Regions from separate parts of the Homo sapiens genome. Here region 2 is linked to region 1. A link is an interaction called in ENCODE POLR2A ChIA-PET data of the cell type or tissue named here. Cell type or tissue: MCF 10A. All regions are shown on one strand.

Region 1 (2,500 bases):
GGGCAGGGACCTCAACTGTTTGCTTCACCAGTGTAAACCCAGTGATTAACTCAGTGTATAAACCTGTCACAAATCACTAAAACATGCCCTTGATAAATAATTGTTTTGTTTTTGTTTTTTTTTGAGACAAGGTCTGCTGTATTGCCCAGGCTGGAGTGCAGTGGTGCGATCTTGGCTCACTGCAACCTCTGCCTCCTGGGCTCAAGTGATTCTCCCACCTAAGCCTCCTGAGTAGCTGGGACTACAGGTGCACGCCACCACGCCTAGCTAATTTTTCACATTTTTAGTAGAGATGGGGTTTCGCCATGTTGCCCAGGCTGGTCTAGAACTCCTGGCCTCAAGCAATCTGCCCCCCTAAGCCTCCCAAAGTGCTGGGATTACAGGCGTGAGCCACCACACCTGGCCAAGCCCTTGATAAATATTCGTTGACTAAATAGACACATAGATCAGAGATAGAACACACAGAAACAGAACCACACTCAGAGGTGGTACAGACTTTCAGAGATGCACCGAAATGTGAACACAGACACACAGGATGATCACCACGACAGGGCCCTTCAAACTGACCCCGAGCTTCCCTTCCCTTGGTCATTCAGCTTCGCCTCTAGGCCCAGGGCTGGAGTCACCTTTGCTCTGACCCAGTTGGTGCCCACCCGAGTGCACCACTTTCCTGGTCCCCGACTCCCTGCACTGGGCACAGAGCTGGTATTATGTTTGAGGAGTCCTATTTGGGGCTCCTCTACTTTTTTGGGGATGTCTCCTGACAAACAGAAATTTCAACATAGTCAAATTTGTCAATCTTTTTAAAAGTATGTTTGTGTCAGCCCAAGAAGAGCGGGGAAAAATAACCCTGCAAAGACCACGCCCTGCACTCGGGGCCCCTCTGACTGCGGCTCATCTGCACAGGGTCCTGGAGCCTCGCAGGCCGCGACTGCAGCAGGCCAACCTCGTGCTCGGGCCTCGCCCCTCCCCCACGCCTCTAGCTAGGCCCCGCCCAAGACCTGCCCCTCCGCGAGCCCCCGCCCACCTACAGCGCCCCCTGTGGCCACGCCCCTCACCGGCTCTCACGGGCGCAAGGGAACTAGATGTCGCTTCCTTTTGCCCAGAAAATAGTAGTTAATATTCTGCCACCGGTGCTTCCACCTGGAGGGAAGGGAAATCGGGAAGACGGGATTGGGGCAAGTGTCCCTTCCCTCCGGGTCTGCGCCCACTCCGCCTAGCCCCGCCCCTTCCTTCCGCTCCCGGTCGCCCTCAGACCCCGCCCTTCCCACCCAGTTCCGCCCCCTCCCCTCGCCCCCAGGCCCGGATCCTCGGCTCTGGATCCGCCCCTTCCTTAGACCTCGCCCCTTCGCATAGGCCCCGGTCACCCCGTCTACTCCCCGGGCCCTCGCCCCGCCCCTCCCGGCGCACTCACGTGAGTCTCGGGCGCGCGCCGTAGCAGCTGGGCCAGCGCGCCGAGGGTACGTCGGCCAGGCCGGTGGCCGGGGGCAGCAGTAACAGGTTGCGTGCGGGCCAGTGCCAGGCGGCACCCGGAGGGTGGCGGCGCTGCGGGCTCAGCCAGTAGTCGCCCAGGCTGCGGCGGGCGGCGGGCGCCGGCAAGACCGGGCCCCGGCTGCCCCAGAAACACAACTCCTGGTCCAGGCGGTGCGGGGCCGTGGCCTGGGGCCGCCTGCGGGGGAGATGGGACAGCGGTCACCCCAGGAGAACACGACAGGCGGGGAGGAGGAAGTTGCCTCCGATCGGACGAGGCAGGGCACGGGCCGGGGTCACTCCTGGTCGATTTAGAGGGACGTGGAAAGGGACTGGAGGCCCCCACTGGCGCCTTCCCAAGGACCTGAGTGCCTCCTCCCCCAGCTGCCAGACCAGGGCGCTTTATCCAGCTGGCGCCCTCCCTCGGGCCCCCTCACTGGGACAGAAGAAAATTCACCACGAAGTGAGCAGTCTCGGTGAATAGCATGGTGTCCAGCCGGTCTGGCCCGACTTCGGCCTCTCTTTAATACCTGCCTGGGCGAGGAGGGGGAGGCCTGAAAACCCATATTCCCCCCGGGCCCGGCTGTTTTTAGCAGAAGGCCAGGAGGCGTCAGCTGGCAGAGGGGTTGGGGGCAGAGCTGGTCTCTCTCGTGAGGTCTAGTCTAGTCTGCCCCCACTAGCCGCTTCAGTGGGAGGGGGCTGGTCACCAGATCTCCAGGTTCCCCAGAGACACTCCTCCCCAGGGTCAAGGACAGAAGTGCAAGGACAAACAGAGGCAGCAGGAGGGGGCCAGGGACAGGAAGGTCAGCTGCCCATTGGAGAAACCCTTCCTCATCCCACCCAGGGCTTCCAGCCCCTGCTCACACACTTTTTTTTTGAGACAGGATCTCACTTTGTCATCCAGGCTGGAGTGCAGTGGGGCGATCATAGCTCACTGCAGCCTCGACCTCCTAGGCTCTAACGATCCTCCTGCCTCAGCCCCCCAAGTAACTGGGACTATAGGCACTCACCACCAGACCTGGCTAATTTT
Region 2 (2,500 bases), 57 kb after region 1:
CTAGAATTCCTGACCTCAAGTGATCTGCCTGCCTCGGCCTCCCAAAATGCTGGGATTACAGGCATGAGCCACCGTGCCCATCCTCTCCTAAACTTTTTATTCTCTCATCTTGCTTCCTTCAGTAACCATGGCCTGTGATTCAATGTTGATTCTGATTTCAAGACATCTCTGCCTCGAGACAGTGGAAAACCACATGCCTTGCTCCAACTGCCACCAAGAAGAGTTCCTTTCTCTGCTATCCTTCAGAGTGACCTTGCTCAGGCCATGACAGTCCATTTCTGGCTCATACCAGCACATTGTACAGAGCCATGCATAACAGTTCACACTCGTTTCCTCCCATGTCGCCTGGGTTGGAGTCTCTGGAGCAGTGTGCAGGAATGGGTACTGGGAGTAAGAACAGCCTGCTCATTGCACCTTCAGGGCTGTTTAGGCCACATTCTCTATGGGCCACTTTCACTTGAGAATTACTGAGTATTGGCGATCAGAAAACACCCAATTCATGATGGGCAGCTCAGGTTGCAACGTCACCTAGTGCTCTATGGTCAAGCATTCAGCCTACTAGAACTATTAGGAAAATCCTAGTAGCTACTACTAGGGCAAGGATGTCATCGAAGAGTACTTCAAATGCGATAATGAACAAATAAAACTTTGGTTCATGTTCTTTAAAAAAAAAAAAGTAGCTACTAGCTACGAGTAGCTACTACTACTAAAACTCAGGAGCTATTTCTCAAAAGAAAAATACTCAGTATGAATGAGGAACGGCTAACAGCTTTGCCTCCAAACTTTGAGGGCCTCTATGGTGATCCCTCTACCAATGTTTGCAATAGGCTCAGTATGGCATCATTTCCCTCAGACGCTTTTTTTTTTTTTTTGAGGCAGAGTTTCACTCTTAGTTGCCCAGGCTGGAGTGCAATGGCACGATCTCGGCTCACTGCACCTTCCGCCTCCCAGGTTCAAGCAATTCTCCTGCCTCAGCCCCCTGAGTAGCTGGGATTACAGGCACCCGCCACCATGCCCAGCTAATTTTGTATTTTTAATAGAGATGGGGTTTCTCCATCTTGGTCAGGCTGGTCTTGAATTCCTGACCTCAGGTGATCCATCTGCCTCGGCCTCCTAAAGTGCTGGGATTACAGGTGTAAGCCACCGCACCTGGCCTTCCCTCAGACACTTTGACTGTGGATCTGTTCAGCTGTCAGGGCCAAATTGCTGAGCCTGGACCAGTTGGAGAGGCATCCTCTCTAACTCTGTGCCTTACTCAAACCTGGAGACTGGCAAATAGTTAGAAGGAGTTGGCTGGGTGCGGTGGCTCATGCCTATAATTCCAGCACTTTGGGAAGCCACGGCGGGCTGATTGCTTGAGGCCAAGAGTTCAAGACCAGCCTGGCCAACATGGCAAAACCATGTCTTTGCTAAAAATAAAAGTAAAAAAATTATTAAAAAAAAAAAAAGAAGTAGTGTACCTAGTAATGTTTGTATGTTGCCCGCAAAATCCAAAGAGACCTATCAAGCACTGGGGTTCCTTCTTAGAGGAAGGAAGACTAAAGTGCAGCAACCTGTCCTTTGCTCTGGAGGGAATGTCCTGGTGTGTCTCAGACTGTGTGACTTCCAAAATTTTAATGAAATGGCAGGCTGCTATATTTTTGTTGGATTTATCTCCCACCCTTTTATACCCAATGTTTTCTACTTTTGGGGTTCTGTCAGCACGATGCCACCAAAATAGTGGAACAGCATGACAGCCTGTAGGATGGAATGACAAATACTTGGACTGACTCTTGACCTCTATGCCACCCTCCTTCTATTGGATGCATTGTAAAGTGAAATACCACATTTCCCAGAGTCCCTTGCAGCTAAGGTTCTGCTTGTGAACTAGGTTCCTTCAAGTAGGCACATCCATGTGAGATTTGGGAAAGCAGACATGAGGCAGAAGTCACCTTTCTGCAGAAGTGGCTGCTGGCAGGAAACGCCTGTTTTGAATACATTGAGTTGTTTGTTTTCTGCACTGAACTGACTGATACAGATGATGGCAGAGCCAAAATTTCTACAGACCAAATTGGGGCACAGAGCAGAAGTGTTGGATTTTCTTTGAGTAAAGATTATAAAGCAAATTGCTTTTTTTTTTTTTTTTTTGAGAGGGAGTCTCACTCTGTCACCCAAGCTGGAGTGGAGTGGCACACATGATCTTGGCTCACTGAAACTTCTGCCAGCCTCAGCCTCCCAAAGTGCTAGGATTACAGGTGTGAGCCACCATGCCTGGCCATAAAGCAAATTGCTGCTGCTTCTTTTTTTTTTTTTTTTTTCCATTGAGATGGAGTTTCGGTCTGTCATTCAGGCTGGAGTGCAATGGCGCGATCTTGGCTCACTGCAACCTCCACCTCCAGGGTTCAAGCAATTCCCCTGCCTCAGCCTCCCAAGTAGATGGGATTACAGGCACCCGCCACCATGCCTGGCTAATTTTTTGTATTTTTAGTAGAAACAAGGTTTCACCATGTTGGCCAGGCTG

The links. ChIA-PET counts read pairs that join two places held together with the same protein. Peaks named below come from ENCODE experiments on the same cell type or tissue, not always from the same donor. Only the 100,000 strongest peaks of a DNase experiment are listed, where the experiment ranks them.
Region 2: POLR2A ChIA-PET joins it to region 1 with 5 read pairs; 25 of 35 experiments call an interaction of 5 or more read pairs at or near these places.

The regions. Positions count from the first base shown.
Region 1 is chr1:32,350,196-32,352,695 of GRCh38, forward strand. It overlaps LOC105378629 (a long non-coding RNA gene), which reads right to left and starts at 1,669. Exons shown (of 3, transcript XR_947157.3): 1 at 1,415-1,669; 2 at 1,059-1,143. LOC124903933 (a long non-coding RNA gene) reads left to right here and starts at 1,407. Exons shown (of 3, transcript XR_007065642.1): 1 at 1,407-1,460. RefSeq lists a silencer at 1,216-1,735. In MCF 10A, a CTCF peak has its summit at 1,090; a DNase peak (open chromatin) is centred at 1,336.
Region 2 is chr1:32,407,590-32,410,089 of GRCh38, forward strand. No RefSeq gene overlaps it. Among named protein-coding and RNA genes, the nearest start is that of BSDC1, 14 kb to the left of the region's middle. In MCF 10A, no CTCF peak of the experiment used is centred here; no DNase peak of the experiment used is centred here.